Regions from separate parts of the Homo sapiens genome. Here region 2 is linked to region 1. Evidence: chromatin contacts called from ENCODE Hi-C or POLR2A ChIA-PET data. All regions are on one chromosome and are shown on one strand. Each heading gives the region's core, a stretch centred on a gene start or an enhancer-like site at or near the end of the contact. The rest is flanking DNA. Distances are from core to core; before and after follow the strand shown. Region 1 has its middle 9.5 kb from the start of MIR637. Region 2 has its middle 13 kb from the start of CREB3L3.

Region 1 (7,964 bases), core at 3,218-5,717:
AGGAGACCAGGACCCCCGGGGGCTCCCATTGCTGGGAGCATGCAACCACACTCTGGCCCAGCCTTCCTCAGTGGGGTGACCCCGAGCCCCGAGTCCCCAGCCCCGTCTCTGGCCTTCCTCTGGGCACCTGAGATGGGGCTGGTACCCGTGGAGTGCTCAGTCTTGTCAAGGACACCCCAGAATCCACGTTGGGTGGCAGTGGCGTGCAGCAGCTTCAGGGGCTCACAATTCTACGGGATTCCCACTCCACAGCAGTGTGAGGCTGAGTTCCACTGGCAGAGGGTCAGATGGGGCACCCTGTCCCCCACTCAGGGTGTCCGGTGAGAGCTCAATTGGTGTCCTCCACAAAAATACTGAATTCCTAAATAGGCCCTTATTTGGAAATAGGGTAGATGTAATTTGTTAGGATGCGGATGTGGAGGTAGTTAGAATGACATCATGCTGAAGTAGGGTGGGCCCTAGTCCTTATGACTGCATGGGGGCTGGGTATGTACGGTGGCTCACGGCTATAATCGCAGCACTTTGGGAGGCCGAAGTAGGCGGATCACCTGAGGTCAGGAGTTCGAGACCAGCCTCGCCAATATAGTGAAACCCCGTCACTACTAAAAATACAAAAATTAGCTGGGCGTGGTGGCAGGTGCTTGTAATCCCAGCTACTCGGGAGGCCGAGGCAGGAGAATTGCTTGAACCTGGGAGGGGGAGGTTGCAGTGATCCGAGATCATGCCACTGCACTCCAGCCTGGGCGACAGTGAGACTCTGTCTCAAAAAAGAAAGAAAAGACTACGTGGGGGCTGGGCGCGGTATGTTGACTCACAGCTGTAATCCCAGCACTTTGGGAGACTGAGACAGAAAGATCGCTTGAGCCCGGGAGTTCAAGACCAGCCTGGGTAATAGTGAGACCCCCGTTTCTACAAAAAATACAAAAATTAGCTGGGCGTGGTGGCACACGTCTGTAGTCCCAGTTATTTGGGAAGCTGAGGTGGGAGGATCGCTTGAGCCTGGGAGGTTGAGGCTGCTGTGAGCTATGATCGTGCCACTGCCCTCCAGCCTGGACAACAAAGTGAATCCCTGTCCCCCCTACCCACCGAGAAAGGCCATGTGAAGATGGAGGTAGAGGCCGGGCATGGTGGCTCACACCTGTAATCCCAGCATTTTGGGAGGCCAAGCTGGGTGGATCACAAGGTCAGGAGTTCGAGACCAGCCTGGCCAATATGGCGAAACCTCGTCCCTACTAAAAATACAAAAATTAGCCGGGTGTGATGGCAGGCTACTTGGGAGGCTGAGGCAGGAGAATCACTTGAACCCGGGAGGTTGGAGGTTGCAGTGAGTTGAGATCGTGCCACTGCACTCCAGCCTGGGTGACAAAGCGAGCCTCTGTCTCAAAAAAAAAAAAAAAAAAAAAGATGGAGGCAGAGATTGGAGCGGTGCGGCCAAGGAGCCAAGGACCACTGGCCACCACCGGAATCTGGAGGGGTAGGAGGGAGCCTGGCTCTGCTGGCACCTTCCTTCTGGCCTCCTGACCTCTGGAGCTCTGAGAGCCTCTTGAGTAGCGTGGTGTCTGGCTCACACGGGCATATCATGACCTGCCCTGTGACTATACCTGGCACTGGCAGGTCCCTGGCAGTTTCCAGCCCTCAGCTCCCACAGGCTGGGACGGTCACTGGTCTGATTTCTAGGTCAAGAAAACACCCATGGCCCGCCCTGGGGCGAGCCGTGGTCTCACCGCCCCTGCAGAATCTGGCCTGTCGAATTCGGCTTTCAGGAGGGGCGGCAGCTGGAGGCCCTGCCGGGAGGCTCCATGTATGGGCAGACAACCTCTTGGTCATGCCAGTAGCCAAGGAGTGGCTGGGATGGAGTGAGGCAGAGAGGAGTGGGGGGGGCTCAGGGTCTGTCTGGTGGGAGCGAGTTTTCTTTTTTTTTTTTTGAGACAGAACTAGTCTCCTGCCTCAGCCTCCTGAGTAGCGCTGGGATTACAGGCGCCCGCCATGACGCCCGGCTAATTTTTGTATTTTTAGTAGAGACGGGGTTTCACCATGTTGGCCAGGCTGGTCTCGAACTCCTGACCTCAGGTGATCTGCCCGCCTCAGCCTCCTAAAGTGCTGGGATTACAGGCGTGAGCCACTGCGTCCAGCCAGTGGGAGCAAGTTTTCAAAGACATCCCTGGGACAGGGCTCAGCGCCAGGGAGAGCCAGTGAGGGCTTGGTGTGTTTCTTGCCTGGTGCCCATCCCTGTGCATCCAGCGATGACTGCAGCTGCCTGCGTCCTGGGCGTCCGTGCTGCTGCTCTTGGGCAGGGTTGTCGCGTGCGGGTCCCCCCCCCCGCCCCCCTGCAGCTGCTGGGCCAGGCGTGACCTCCAGGACAAGGCAAGCTGGGTTCAGGCCATAGCTTGGCTGTGACTCAACCCTGGGGCATCAGAGAAAGGTCATGGGGCTGGTTGAACACAGGACCTCAGGTGCTGGACAGATAAGATAGACGTCGCGGGGGAGGGAACACCCCACACCACGCAGGGTCCCCCCCAACTCTGGGCTGCGCTCAGGAACACAGCACACAGCCAGGGACCGTGGGAGGCAGGCTTTGCAGTAATGAGAGGGTGAGGGGGCCTCCGCTTCCCCAGAGAAGAGATGATCGGCCTGTTGAGAAAATTTCAGGCCGGGTGCGGTGGCTCACGCCTGTCATCTCAGCACTGTGGGAGGCTGAGGCGGGAGGATTGCTTGGGCCCGAGAGTTGCAGGCCAGACTGGGCAACCTGGGGAGACCCTGTGTCTACAAAAAATTAGAACATTAGCTGGGTGTGGTGGCTCATGCCTGCAATCCCAGCTACTCAGGAAGCTGAGGCGGGAGGATCACTTGAGCCCAGGCGGTCAAGGCTGCAGTGAGCTGTGATTATATCACTGCACTGCAGCCTGGGTGACAGAGTGAGACCCTGTCAGAAAAGAAAAGAAAAGAAAAAAGAAAAAAAGAGAAGAGAAGAGAAAAAGAAGAGAGAAGGCAAGGGGAAGAGAGGGGAGGAGAGGGCAAGGGAGGGGTGGAAGAAAAGAAAAGAAAAAAGCAGGCCGGCCACAGTGCCTCACGCCTATAATCCCAACACTTTGGGAGGCCGAGGTGGGCAGATCACCTGAGGTCGGGAGTTTGAGACCAGCCTGACCAACATGGAGAAACCTTGTCTCTAGTAAAAATAAAAAATTTAGCTGGGCGTGGTGGTGCATGCCTGTAACCCCAGCTATTCGGGAGGCTGAGGCAGGAGAATTGCTTGAACCCGGGAAGTGGAGGTTGTGGTAAGCTGCGATCGCACCACTGCGCTATAGCCTGGGCAACAAGAGCAAAACTCTGTCTCAAAAAAAAAAAAAAAAAAAAGAACAGAACCGGCACTTTGGGAGGCCGAGGCGGGTGGATCACCTGAGGTCAGAAGTTCGAGACCAGCCTGAACCACATGGTGAAATTCTTGTCTCTAATAAAAATACAAAAAATTAGCCAGGTGTGGTGGCGGGCGCCTATAATCCCAGCTACTCCAGAGGCTGAGGCAGGAGAATCACTTGAACCCAGGAGGCGGAGGTTGTAGTGAGCCGAGGTTGCACCACTGCACTCTAGCCTGGGCGACAGAGCGAGACTCCGTCTAAAAAAAAAGAGGCCGGGTGCGGTGGCTCACGCCTGCAATCCAAGAACATTGGGAGGCCGAGGCGGGTGGATCACAAGGTCAGGAGATTGAGACCGACCTGGCTAACAGGGTGAAATCCCGTCTCTACTAAAAATACAAAAAATTAGCCAGGCGTGGTGGTGGGCACCTGAAGTCCCAGCTACTCAGGAGGCTGAGGTAGGAGAATCATTCTGAACCCGGGAGGCGGAGGTTGCAGTGAGCCACGGTTGTGCTGCTGCACTCCAGCCTGGGCAACAGAGTGAGACTCTCTCAAAAAGAAAAGAAGAGGAGAAGGGGAGAAGAGGAAAGCAGAAGAGTTCCAGGGCTAGCAGGGAACAGAAGTGACTCAAGGAGAAGCAGGACCCTGCCCAGCCCCCTCTGAGGATGGAGGGCTCTTTGCCTAGGGGACGCACCTGCAGGAGCAGAGGAGGCCATCGGGGCCCTCCCGGTTTCCCCAGGCTGAGCAAAGGCAGCACAGGACACAGAACACGCATTTGAGGCTTTGCGCCGCAGCTTGGATTTAGTTACACACTGTCTGCAAAATGTGTCCTGGGTTGAAGCACATCCTGGCTCTGCTCCTGGTAAACGGTGCTGCCTCTCTGCCATTTCCCCCTCCCCAGGGGACAGCGATTCCATCTGCCTCCCAAGATGGTGGTGAGGGCGGAAGGAAGGGCTGCAGCGGGGCCTGGCACCCTCTGGAGGGCCCCCAACTATGAGTCTTGTTTGATTCTAGGGTCTCAGACTTAGTCATTGCCAAGTCGCGTTGGGTGGGGCGAGCGCTGCCTGGCGCCTCCAGGTCAGGGCCTGGAGCAGGTGTTGGGAGGAGGCCTGAGTCCAGCAGAGCCCGCAGCTGCCGTGGCCTTGACCATACACGGGCATGAAACTGCGGTCACTATTAATAACCACGGTGCCTTTGCCCAGGTCCAGGGTGACAGCCGCTATAAAGCCAGGCCTGCCAGCCCCAAGCGGCTCCTTCAGCCCCCGAGAACCTTAACCCCCCTGTTGTGAGACAAAAAGAAAAGTAAGTACCAAAACCATCTCTCCCCCCGTCCCCCTGGTCAGCCTCGTGCAGAACACGGGCCCCCGCTCGGCGGCCGGAAGTCAGACACAGAACAGTGGTGAAATGAGATCCCCCCTCAAAGGACGTCCGAAGCACAGATCCGGGGTGGTACCTACTTGTCCCAGGCGGTTCGGTGGCCTCCAGGACAGCCCAGGCCCAGCCCTGCCTAAGGAGCAGGGAAGATGGCTGTGGGGAGGAGGAGGAAGAGGAGGAGGAGGCAGCGGCTGAGCTGTTTGGGGGCTGGGCCTGCTCACTGCTTCTCCTTATCTAAGGGGACAGAGCCGGGGATCCCGCCGCAGGCCGGGTGACCCCAACAATGCATGTGTGTCTTGCGATGATGTGGCCACAGCTGTGGCTCCCTCAGTGGGGGGAGGCGAATGGCGAGGACGGAGGTGGGGGCTCCCTCCCTCCGGCCCCCTCCCCACCCCAACCCCTGGCTGTCCTGGGGTCTCCCGCCCCTCTCTGGGGTTTCATAGTTTGAAGGTCCCTTTAGGGGAGAACTTACAGGCCATGTCCTCAATGAGCCCTGTTTGGATTGACTGCACCTCACGGGTTCCCTGCTTGGAGAGCCGCTGGACCCCCACCTTGTCACCCCCTCCCCTACCTTGGAGGGGGCTGGGCCCTCGTCCTCCCGGAAGCTCAGTGGTTTCTCGACCTCGTTGAATGCTGCAGAAGCTTAACGGGGGCAGAGAGGAGACAAGGCCATTTCTCGGGAGCCCGCAGCTCCCCCAGAATGTGCAGGGTGGATCCTGTCTGGCCTCTTCAGCCTGCTTCTCCCCCAGGCCCTAGCTGGGCCCACAGCTGGCCCCAAGGACACCCCCTTAAGGCCCTGGCAGCAGGGAGTCTGGGGCACCCAAGCTCGGTGGCCTTGGAGGTGACAGCTTTGGCCCTGGTAGGGCCCTGGGGTGGGGGGCGGGGGGCGGCGCCAGCGGAGTAACTGCTGATTAAGGGGCCGGCTGACTACTACTTGATGTGAGTGGCAGATGGTTGGGGGTGGGGTGGGGGTGCCTGAAATAGAGTTGGGGGGAGGCCGGCACTAAAACCTCATCCCCCCCACCTCCCAGGGCCTCTCTGCTTCCATCCGGGTGGGTCTCAGCCTCTCTCTTCCCATGGCCAGCAGGACTTCTGGGGAAGGGCCTGAGGGCAGAGTCCCAGGGCTGGGTGGTCCCAGGGGAGCGGGCAGGGCAGGGCAGGGAGTTCAGGTTCTCCATGGAAGGGACTGTCCATCTGTCTGCGCACACACCCTCCAGTGCCTCCCAGGCAGGGAGGGGGCTGCAGACTGGCTTCCTGATGACCCAGGTGGTTCACGCCTATAATCGCAGCACTTTGGAAGGCTGAGTTGGGAGGCTTCCTTGAGCCCAGGAGTTCGAGACTGGCCTGGGAAACAGATCCCATCTCTACATAAAATAAAAAAATTAGCTGGGCACGGTGGCACGCCCTGTAGTCCCAGCTACTTGGGAGGCTGAAGCAGGAGGATTGCTTGAGCTCAAGAGGTTGAGGCTGCAGTGAGCGATGAGGGTGCCTCTGCACTCCAGCCTGGGTGACAGAGTGAGACCCTGCCTCAAAAAAACCCCCCAAAGATTGCCTTCCCAGCTGGAGAAGCCACTGAGCCAGGGGCACAGCGGGGTCCTGCCTGTCTGTCCCAGGCCCCGGGAACCCTGAGACACCCCTCCCCAACCCCTCACAGGGAAAGGCTTCAGAAGCTGCAAACCAAGGACCCCACTGTGGGCACGAGAATCCCGCCCTCGCACGGGAGCTCGGAAGGCCAGCTTCCAACGAGGTCCTCTGCCCTCCACAGACTCCATGGGCTGCCTGTCACCTGGGGTCCTGCAAGGGTCAAGGAGGGAGGCCCCCAGGCAGGGGACTTTCAGTAGAGCCAGGCTACCCTCAGCCAAGTTCCTCAAGCTCCGGGAATGACTTGGCCCAGAGAAGTGTCAGCCACGCGACAACATGGGGGCCTCTGTGTGATGGTTGGTGCCTGCCCTGGACTCTCAGTCCCTTCCTGGGCCCACGATAGGTACCTCAAGGGAGCGGGGCAGGATTTTTTGTTTGTTTGTTTTTGAGACAGGGTCTGGCTCTGTCGCCCAGGCTGGAGTGCAGTGGTGTGATCTCGGCTCACCGCAACCTCTGCCTCCCAGGTTCAAGCAATTCTCCTGCCTCAGCCTCCTGAGTGGCTGGGATTACAGGTGTGCACCATCATGCCCGGCTAATTTTTGTATTTTTAGTAGAGATGGGGTTTCACCATGTTGGCCAGACTGGTCTCGAACTCCTGACCGCAAGTGATCTGCCCGCCTCAGCCTCCCAAAGTGCTGGGATGACAGGTGTGAGCCACCATGCCCAGCCCAGGGTAGGATTGGAGCCCATTCTCTGCCCTTAGAAGAAGTTTCTTCCCTGGGACACTGTGTATATTTGGGGTTGGACTGTTCTCTGGGGTGGGGCTGTCCTGGGCACTGCAGGGGTCGAGCAGCATCCCTGGCCTCCGCTCACCCCTTCCCAAGGCGTCAGGACCACAAATGTCTCCAGACATTGTCCAGTGTTCCCTGGTTGGCGGGAGCAGAATCACCCCCAGGTGAGAACTATTGGCCTGAGATTGCTCTTGGCCGGGAGCATTTCAGGAAGGTGAAGGCAAGGATGATTTTAGATGATATGAATTCTGTGGCTTTTTGCATTGTTTTTGAGACAGGGTCTTGCTCTGTTGTCCAGGTGGGAGTGCAGTGGTGTGATCATAGCTCACTGCAGCTTCCACGTCCTGGGCTCAAGAAATCCTCACACCAGCTGGGCACGGTGGTGCACGCCTGTAATCCCAGCACTTTGGGAGGCCAAGGCGGGCAGATCACGAGGTCAGGAGATCGAGACCATCCTGGCTAACAGGGTGAAACCCCGTCTATACTAAAAATACAAAAAATTAGCCGGGCGTTGTGGCGGCCGCCTGTAGTCCCAGCTACTCGGGAGGCTGAGGCAGGAGAATAGCGTGAACCCGGGAGGCGGAGCTTGCAGTGACCCGAGATTGTGCCGCTGCACTCCAGCCTGGGCGACAGAGCGAGACTCCGTCTCAAAAAAAAAAAAAAAAAAAAAAAAGTCCTCACACCTCAGCTTCCCCAGTAGCTGGGACCATAGGCATGCACCCCAAAGCCCAGCTAATTTTTAATATTTTTTGTAGAGACAGGGTCTTGCTATGTTGCCCAGGCTGGTCTTGAACTTCTGGGCTCAAGTGATCCTCCGGCTTCGACCTCCCAAAGTGCTGGGATTCCATGCATGAGCCACCCGAGC
Region 2 (7,964 bases), core at 2,739-5,238, 190 kb before region 1:
TCACCTGAGGTCAGGAGTCCGAGACCAGACTGGCCAACATAGTGAAACCCTATCTCTACTAAAAATACAAAAAATTAGCTGGGCGTGCTGGCGCACACCTGTAATCCCAGCTACTTGGGAGGCTGAGGCAAGAGAATCGCTTGAACCAGGAGGCAGGGGTTTCAGTGAGCTGAGATCACGCCATTGCACTCCAGCCTGGGCAACAGAGTGAGACTCTGTCTCAAAAAGAAAAAGAAAAAAAAAGAAAGAAAGAAAAAAAGAAAGTCTGTCCACCAGTTTCAGGGGAACAGGTTGTCTGCAGGACGGTACCGAGAGTCAGCACCTAACCCGTCTCATCTCCTGATCCACACCCCTCAGTCCAGTCCGCACCTCCCAGTCTCGCCACCACCTCCTCCCGGTGATTGCTTTATGGCTGGTAGGTCCAAGGGTCACAGCGGACCCTCTCACCTGGAAAAGGAGGCACAGGAGGCCCCCACTGGCATCCTTCCCGTTGGTGGAGGAGGAAACAGGGCAGGGGCAGGGGGTGTCTCCTCCGCTCCACCCTACCGGGGTTGGCCTGGGGGTTGAGGAGGACAGCATTTCCAGGCCCCAAGAACTGAAGTATCCCTGGGCTTCCCTATCTAGTCTGCAAGATCAAGGTGTGGGCAGGATTCATTCCTTCTCTTTTTTTATGAGACGGAGTTTCACTCTTGTTGCCCAGGCTGGAGTGCAGTGGTGCCATCTCAACTCACTGCAACTTCCACCTCCCGGGTTCAAGCGATTCTCCTGCCTCAGCCTCCCAAGTAGCTGGGATTACAGGCGTTCACCACCACATGTGGCCAAGGGTTCATTCCTTCTGAGGTCTTTCTGCTTGGCCGATACATGCTTCCTTCTCCCTGAGTCTCACTTCACATTATCTACCTTCCTGCGCGTATCTGATTCTGTACCTAAATTTCCCAACATGTAACCCTACTATTTTTTTTTTTTTTTTGAGACAGGGTCTCACTTTGTTGCCTGGGCTGGAATGCAGTGGCACGATTTTGGCTCACTGCAACCTCTGCCTCCTGGGTTCAAGCGATTTTCCTGCTTCAGCCTCCTGAGTAGCTGGGACTACAGGCATAAGCCACCATGCCTGGATAATTTTTGTATTTTTAGAAGAGACGGGGTTTCACCACGTTGGCCAGGCTGGTCTTGAACACCTGACCTCAGGTGACCCACCCACCTCGGCCTCCCAAAGTGCTGGGATTACAGACGTGAGCCACCGCGCAAGGCTATTTATTTATTTATTCAGCCAGGGTCTCCCTCTGTCACCCAGGCCTCCCTGCAGCCTCAAACTCCAGGCTCAAGTGATCCTCCCACCTCAGCCTCCTGAGTAGCTGGGACCACAGGCATATGCCACCTAGCTCAGCTAATTAAAAAATCTGGGGTGGGGTGCAGGCATGGTGGCTCATGCCTATAATGCCAGCACTTTGGGGGGCTGAGGCGGGCAGATCACTTGAGCCAAGGAATTCAAGACCAGCCTGGGCAACACAGCAAGATCCCATCTTTACAAAAAATACAAAAATTAGCCAGGTGTGATGGTGCATGCCTGTGGTCCCAGCTACTCAGGGGGCCAAGGCAGGAGGATTGCTTGAGCCCAGGAGGTTGAGGCTGCAGTGGTATATAATGGCACCACTGCAGTCCAGCCTGGGTGACAGAGCAAGACCCTGTCTCAAAAGAGAGAGAAAGAGAGTCCTATCCCTAGCTCAGCAGCAAACTTGTGATGCCAGAGAGTTGCTTCTCTCCCAGACTGTTTCTTGGTCTATGAAATGTGGGGATAGATGTGAAGGTAATATAAAGCCCCTGCCAGCTCAAATATTGACGTTAATGTTTAATCCCTGGCAGGCTGGGCGTGGTGGCTCACACCTGTAATCCCAGCACTTTGGGAGGCCAAGGCAGGAGGATATTCCTGAGGTTAGGAGTTCAAGACCAGCCTGGCCTAAATTGCAAAACCCCGTCTCTACTAAAAATACAAAAATTATCCAGGCGCGGTGGTGCACGCCTGTAATCCCATCTACTCAGGAGACTGAGACAGGAGAATTGCTCCAACCTGGGAGGTGCAGGTTGCAGTGAGCTGAGACCACACCACTGCACTCCAGCCTGGGCGACAGAGCCAGACTGTCTCAAAAAAATAAAAGAAGGAAAGAAATAATAATAATCTTAAGAACAGTAAACATTGCATTTATTTATTTGTTATTGTTATTGTTTTGTTTTGTTTTGTTTTGTTTTGAGACAGAATCTCACCTGTAGCCCAGGCTGGAGTGCAGTGGCGTGATCTCGGCTCACTACAACCTCCACCTCCCAGGTTCAAGCGATTCTCCTGCCTCAGCCTCCCGAGTAGCTGGGACAACAGGCACCCGCCACCGTGCCCAGCTAATTTTTCTTATTTTTAGTAGAGATGGGGTTTCACCATGTTGGCCAGGCTGCTCTTGAACTCCTGACCTGTGTTGATCCACCTGCCTCAGCCTCCCAAAGTGCTGGGATTACAGACGTGAGCCACTGCGCCAGCCCGGCCATTGCATGTATTTTTACAGTTCCCTTCTATTTTGGGTATCCATTATTGGTTTCAATTTATTATCCTGTTACAAAGTTTTCTTTTTAAAATAAATTTATTGAAAAAAAATGAAGGTTGGCCGGGCGTGGTGGCTCATGCCTGTAATGCCAGCACTTTGGGAGGCGGAGGTGGGTGGATCACGAAGTCAGGAGATCAAGACCATCCTGGCTAACACAGTGAAACCCTGTCTTTACTAAAAAAAAAAAAAATACAAAAAATTAGCCGGGCATGGTGGCGGGCGCCTGTAGTCCCAGCTACTCGGGAGACTGAGGTATGAGAATGGTGTGAACCCAGGAGGTGGAGCTCGCAGAGAGCCGAGATCCCGCCACTGCACTCCTGCCTGGGCAACAGAGCAAGACTCCTTCTCAACAACTTTTGTAAAAGGAAACATTATAATGCTAGAGTAAATTAAAAAGAAATGTAGTATCTGGTGCCTGAAACAGAAGCAAAAAATAAATAAATAAATAAATAAACAACATTGTTAAATTCCAGGCAGCTACTGTTGCCTGTAGGAGGTTCTAGATTAGGCAACTTTTATTTATATGTTTATTTATTTTTTAATTTTGAGATGGAGTCTTGCTGAGGCAGGAGAACCGCTTGAACTCGGGAGGTGGAGGTTGCAGTGAGCCGAGATTGCACCATTGCACTACAGCCTGGGCAACAGAGGGAGACTCCGTCTCCAAAAAAAAAAAAAGAAAAAAAAAAGAATTATTTCATGGTAGCGGTAGCATTCACAGAAAATTATGTGACATTCTCATTTCAGCCTCTAAAAATAAAACTGTATTAGGACACAGCCATGCCCAGTTGCGTACAGGTTATCTAAGGCCTCTTGCAAACTGCGAGAGCAGATTTCAGGAGCTGCAACAGACAGAGTTTAAGCTGGGTGGTTTTTTGTGTGTGTGCGTGTGTGTGTTTTTTCGTTTTGTTTTGTTTTGTTTTGAGACAGAGTCTCTGTCGCACAGGCTGGAGTGCAGTGGCACGATCTCAGCTCGCTGCAACCTCCACCTCCTGGGTTCAAGCGATTCTCCTGCCTCAGCCTCCTAAGTAGCTGAAACTACAGGTGCACGCGCCACCATGCCTGGCTAATTTTTGTATTTTTAGTAGAGACTGGGTTTCGCCATGTTGTCCAGGCTAGTCTCGAACTCCTGATCTCAAGTGATCCCCCCGCCTCGGCCTCCCAAAGTGCTGGGATTACAGGCGTGAGCCACTGCACCCCGCCTAAACTGTGTATATATTTATTTAGTGTGTGTGTATTTATTATACGGCTCTTTAGGAAAAAGTTTGCTAACCCCTGTGCGAATTTGGCATCCCCTCTCCTCCAAGCCCCCAACTCTGGAAGGGTAGACAGGGCCTTCCCTGTTGCAAAGACAAAGACCACCCCTGCTGACCCCACCACTTTTCCCACCCAGGCCCATCCTGCTGGGGGATGGGGGATACGAGGAGGACTCCGGATAAGAGGCTGGACCTGCGTCCTAGCTCCCGGCTCCCTCTAGAGGATCTTATGAGAAACTCACATTCTCTACTGCAGCCGGAACTACCTAACCTCCCAGTCTTTCTTCTGCCATGGGGAAAGTTTCTTTTTTTTTTTTTTCTTTTGAGATGGAGTCTCGATCTGTTGCCCAGGCTGGAGTTCAGTGGTGCCATCTCAACTCCGCCTCCCAGGTTCGAGCAATTCTCCCACCTCTGCCTCCCGAGTAGCTGGGATGACAGGCGTCCGCCACCACGCCCACCTATTTTTTTTCTATTTTTAGTAGAGAAGGGGTTTCACCATGTTGGCTAGGCTGGTCTCGAACTCTTGACCTCTGGTGATCTGCCCACCTCGGCCTCCCGAAGTGCTGGGATTACAGGTGTGAGCCATCGCGCCTGGTCTGTCGTTCCCATTTTACAAACAGAAGCACCATCCTTCCAGAGGGGTCAGGTCCAAATTTCTTATCCCTGAGTTTTTCTCTCATACCTGCAAAACTCTACACCAGGAAAGTCTTGTCTGCTCCATGTTCAAAATGCATCCTTCTACCTGGCGCAGCCTCTCCTTAGCCGGCCTGGACCAGCCCACTCTCCTCCACCCTGGTTTCTCAGCTCCCATTCTCGTCCTGCAAACTTGTCTTCCCTGCAGCAGACACCAGAGGGCGCCCGTGAGCACCGGAGTCAGAGCCTGTCCCTCCTCTGCCGGAAATCTTCTATGGCTCCCACCTCCTTGGAGGTCAATGCCCAAGTCCTCCCTATGGTCCACAATGTGCTGCATGATCTGCCCTGTCCTCTACCCCTACCCCCTCCCCATCTTCCCCTCCTCCTTCTCTCCCCCTTGCTCACTCTGCTATAGCTACACAGGCCTCCTTACTGCTCCTCCAACACCAAGCGTGCTCCTGCCTCAGGGCCTTTGCATGGGCTGTGCCCTCTGCTTCAAAACCTTTCCCTGATATCTGTGGGGTACACTCCCGCCTCTGCCCAAATGTCACCTTTTCAATGAGACTCACCCCAACAGACTTCTTAAAACTGCAACCTTGGCCAGGCACAGTGGCTCACGCCTCCCATCCCAGCACTTTAGGAGGCTGAGGTGGGCAGACTGCTTGAGCTCATGAGTTCGAGACCAGCCTTGGCAACATGATGAAACCCTGTCTCTACTAAAAATACAAAAATTAGCTGGGCGTGGTGGTGCACACCTGTAGTCCCAGCTACTCGGGAGGCTGAGGCAGGAGAATCACTTGAGCCCAGGAGGTGGAGGTTGCAGTGAGCCGAGATCGAGCCACTACACTCCAGCCTAAGTGACAGAGTAAGATTGTCTCAAAAAAAACAAAACAAAAACTAAAACTCCAACCTTTCCTCAACTCTCTGCTTCCACAGTTCTATCCCCTTCCTTCCCTTTTCTTTTTTCTTTTTTCTTGAGACAGAGTTTCGCTCTTGTCGCCCAGGCAGGAGTCCAGTGGTGCGATCTTGGCTCACTGCAACCTCCGCCTCCTGGGTTCAAGCAATTTTCCTGCCTCAGCCTCCCGAGTAGCTGAGATTACACGCACCTGCCACCACGCCCGGCTAATTTTTGTAACTTTTAGTAGAGACTGGGTTTCACCATGTTGGGCAGGCTGATCTCGAACTTCTGACTCAGGTGATCCGCCTGTCTTGGCCTCCCAAAGTGCTGGGATTACAGGCGTGAGCCATCATGCCCGGCCTTTATTTTTAATTTTTAGACAAGGTTTCACTATGTTGCCTTGGCTAGCCTGGAACTCCTGGACTCAAGTGATCCTCCCACCTCAGCCTCCCAAAGTGCTGGGATTACAGGCATGAACCACTGCACCTAAGCTCCTTCCCCACTTTTTTCATCTCTGTGGCTCTTCCTGGCATCTTATCTGTGGCCTATTTCTCCCCCAGACTGTAAACTCTGTGAGGGCAGGGGTTTTGTCTCATCCAATGCCTGGCACTTAGTAGGGTTTCAATAAAAATGTGTCAAATCAATGAACCTTAAGAAAAGTGACTCACAGTAGTTTGATAATAAAGAACATGGCTGGCCGGGTGCGGTGGCTCACGACTGTAATTCCAGCACTTTGGGAGGCCGAGGGGGGGCGGATCACAAGGTCAGGAGATTGAAACCATCCTGGCTAACACGGTGAAACCCCGTCTCTACTAAAAATACAAAAAAAAATTAGCCAGGCGTGGTGGCAGGTGCCTGTAGTCCCAGCTACCTGGGAGGCTGAGGCAGGAGAATGGCGTGAACCCAGGAGGCGGAGCTTGCAGTGAGCCGTGATCTCGCCACTGCACTCCAGTCTGGGTGACAGAGCGAGACTCTCTGAAAAAACAAAACAAAACAAAACAAAACAAAACAAAAAAAGAACAAGGCCAAAAGCAAAACAAAACAAAACAAACAAACATGACCATGTTTCATGTCCCAAATGCCTCCCAATATAATCACAGCCTGTATTGCGGTGGGCAAATTAGAGCCCACAGCTCACTGCCTATTGTTGTACAGCCTGAGTTAAAAACTGATTTTATGGCCGGGGCATGGTGGCTCCCGCCTGTAATCCCAGCACTTTGAGGGGCTGAGGTGAGAGGATTGCTTGAGCACAGGAGTTCAAGATCAGCCTAGGCAACACAGGGAGTCCCTGTCTCTACAAAAAATTTAAAAATTAGCCAGGCATGGTGGGAAGTGCCCGTAGTCCAGGCTACTCAGGGGCTTGAGGTGGGAGGATCACCAGAGCCAAGGAGTTGGAAGCTGCGGTGAGCTATGACTGCACCACCGCACTCCAGCCTGGGTGCCAGGTGAGATCCTGTCTCTAAAAAATTTGTTTTAAATTATTTTATTGCCAGCATAATAGGTCACGCCTATAACCTCAGCACTTTAGGAGGCCAAGGTGACAAGATAGCTTGAGCCCAGGAGTTTGAGATCAGCCTGGGAAACAAAGTGAAACCTGTCTCTACAAAAAGTTTAAAAATTAGCAGGGCATGGTGGCACATGCCTGTGGTCTCAGCTACTTGGGAGGCTAAGGTGAGAGGATCACTTAAGCCCAGGAATTAGAGGCCGTGGTGAGCTATGATCATGCCACTGCACTCCAATTTGAGTGACAGACACCCTGTCTTTCTAAAAAAAGAAAAGTGAAGGCCGGGCGCGGTGGCTCATGCCTGTAATCCCAGCACTTGGGAGGCCGAGGTGGGCAGATCACGAGGTCAGGAGATCGAGACCATCCTGGTTAACATGGTGAAACCCCGTCTCTACTAAAAACACAAAAAATTAGCCGGGCGTGGTGGCGGATGCCTGTAGTCCCAGCTACTCGGGAGGCTGAGGCAGAAGAATGGCGTGAACCCGGGAGGCGGAGCTTGCAGTGAGCCGAGATTGCACCACTGCACTCCAGCCTGGGTGACAGAGTGAGACTCCGTCTCAAAAAAAAAAAAAAAAAGAAAAGAAAAGAAAAAAAGAAAAGTGGAAACTGAGGCTCAGAGGGTTGAAATGAGTTTCTCAAGACCCCATGTTTCTGCGAGATTCCCTATTTACCAAATTCTCCAAACAGGACCTCAAATTCCTCACAGGAAGTGCAGAGATCACATTGACAAATCAATAATTCCATAAATTGCATGTCAGAGAGAGCGCTGCACACACCCATTTGATCTTGCTAAGCCTGGGAAATTTTTAATTGCCCCTGTTTAAAAAAAAAAAAGTCATTGCACTTTCTAGAACCTTGGGTTTGGAACTTTGCTCAGAGTGATTTCGACATGTTGTGAAAACCTCATTTTAACTTTATCTTTCTTCCAGGCATTTCACTTCAATCAGAACTTGGTAAGGCCGGGCGCGGTGGCTCACGCCTGTAATCCTAGCAATTTGGGAGGTGGAGGTGGGCGGATCACCTGAGGTCAGGAGTTTGAGACCAGCCTGGCCAACATGGCGAAACCCCATCTCTACTAAAAATAC

What was found. Hi-C counts contacts between places; a loop is a spot of excess contacts on that map. ChIA-PET counts read pairs that join two places held with the same protein, here RNA polymerase II (POLR2A). Pooled maps may share reads with other maps.
Region 2: a pooled map shows a loop between it and region 1 (2.1-fold over the local background). The contact joins two enhancer-like sites. A Hi-C loop is called at or near these places in 1 of 50 pooled maps. POLR2A ChIA-PET finds 5 or more read pairs at or near these places in 6 of 52 experiments (GM10248, HEK293, HepG2 and 3 more).

What each region holds. Positions count from the first base shown.
Region 1 is chr19:3,948,002-3,955,965 of GRCh38, reverse strand. No RefSeq gene overlaps it. Among named protein-coding and RNA genes, the nearest start is that of MIR637, 9.5 kb to the left of the region's middle. RefSeq lists an enhancer at 3,834-4,603. Within about 2 kb of position 4,467, at least 11 of the 41 ENCODE cell types and tissues checked have a DNase peak (open chromatin) inside an H3K27ac peak, as active enhancers do.
Region 2 is chr19:4,136,629-4,144,592 of GRCh38, reverse strand. No RefSeq gene overlaps it. Among named protein-coding and RNA genes, the nearest start is that of CREB3L3, 13 kb to the left of the region's middle. Within about 2 kb of position 3,988, at least 3 of the 41 ENCODE cell types and tissues checked have a DNase peak (open chromatin) inside an H3K27ac peak, as active enhancers do.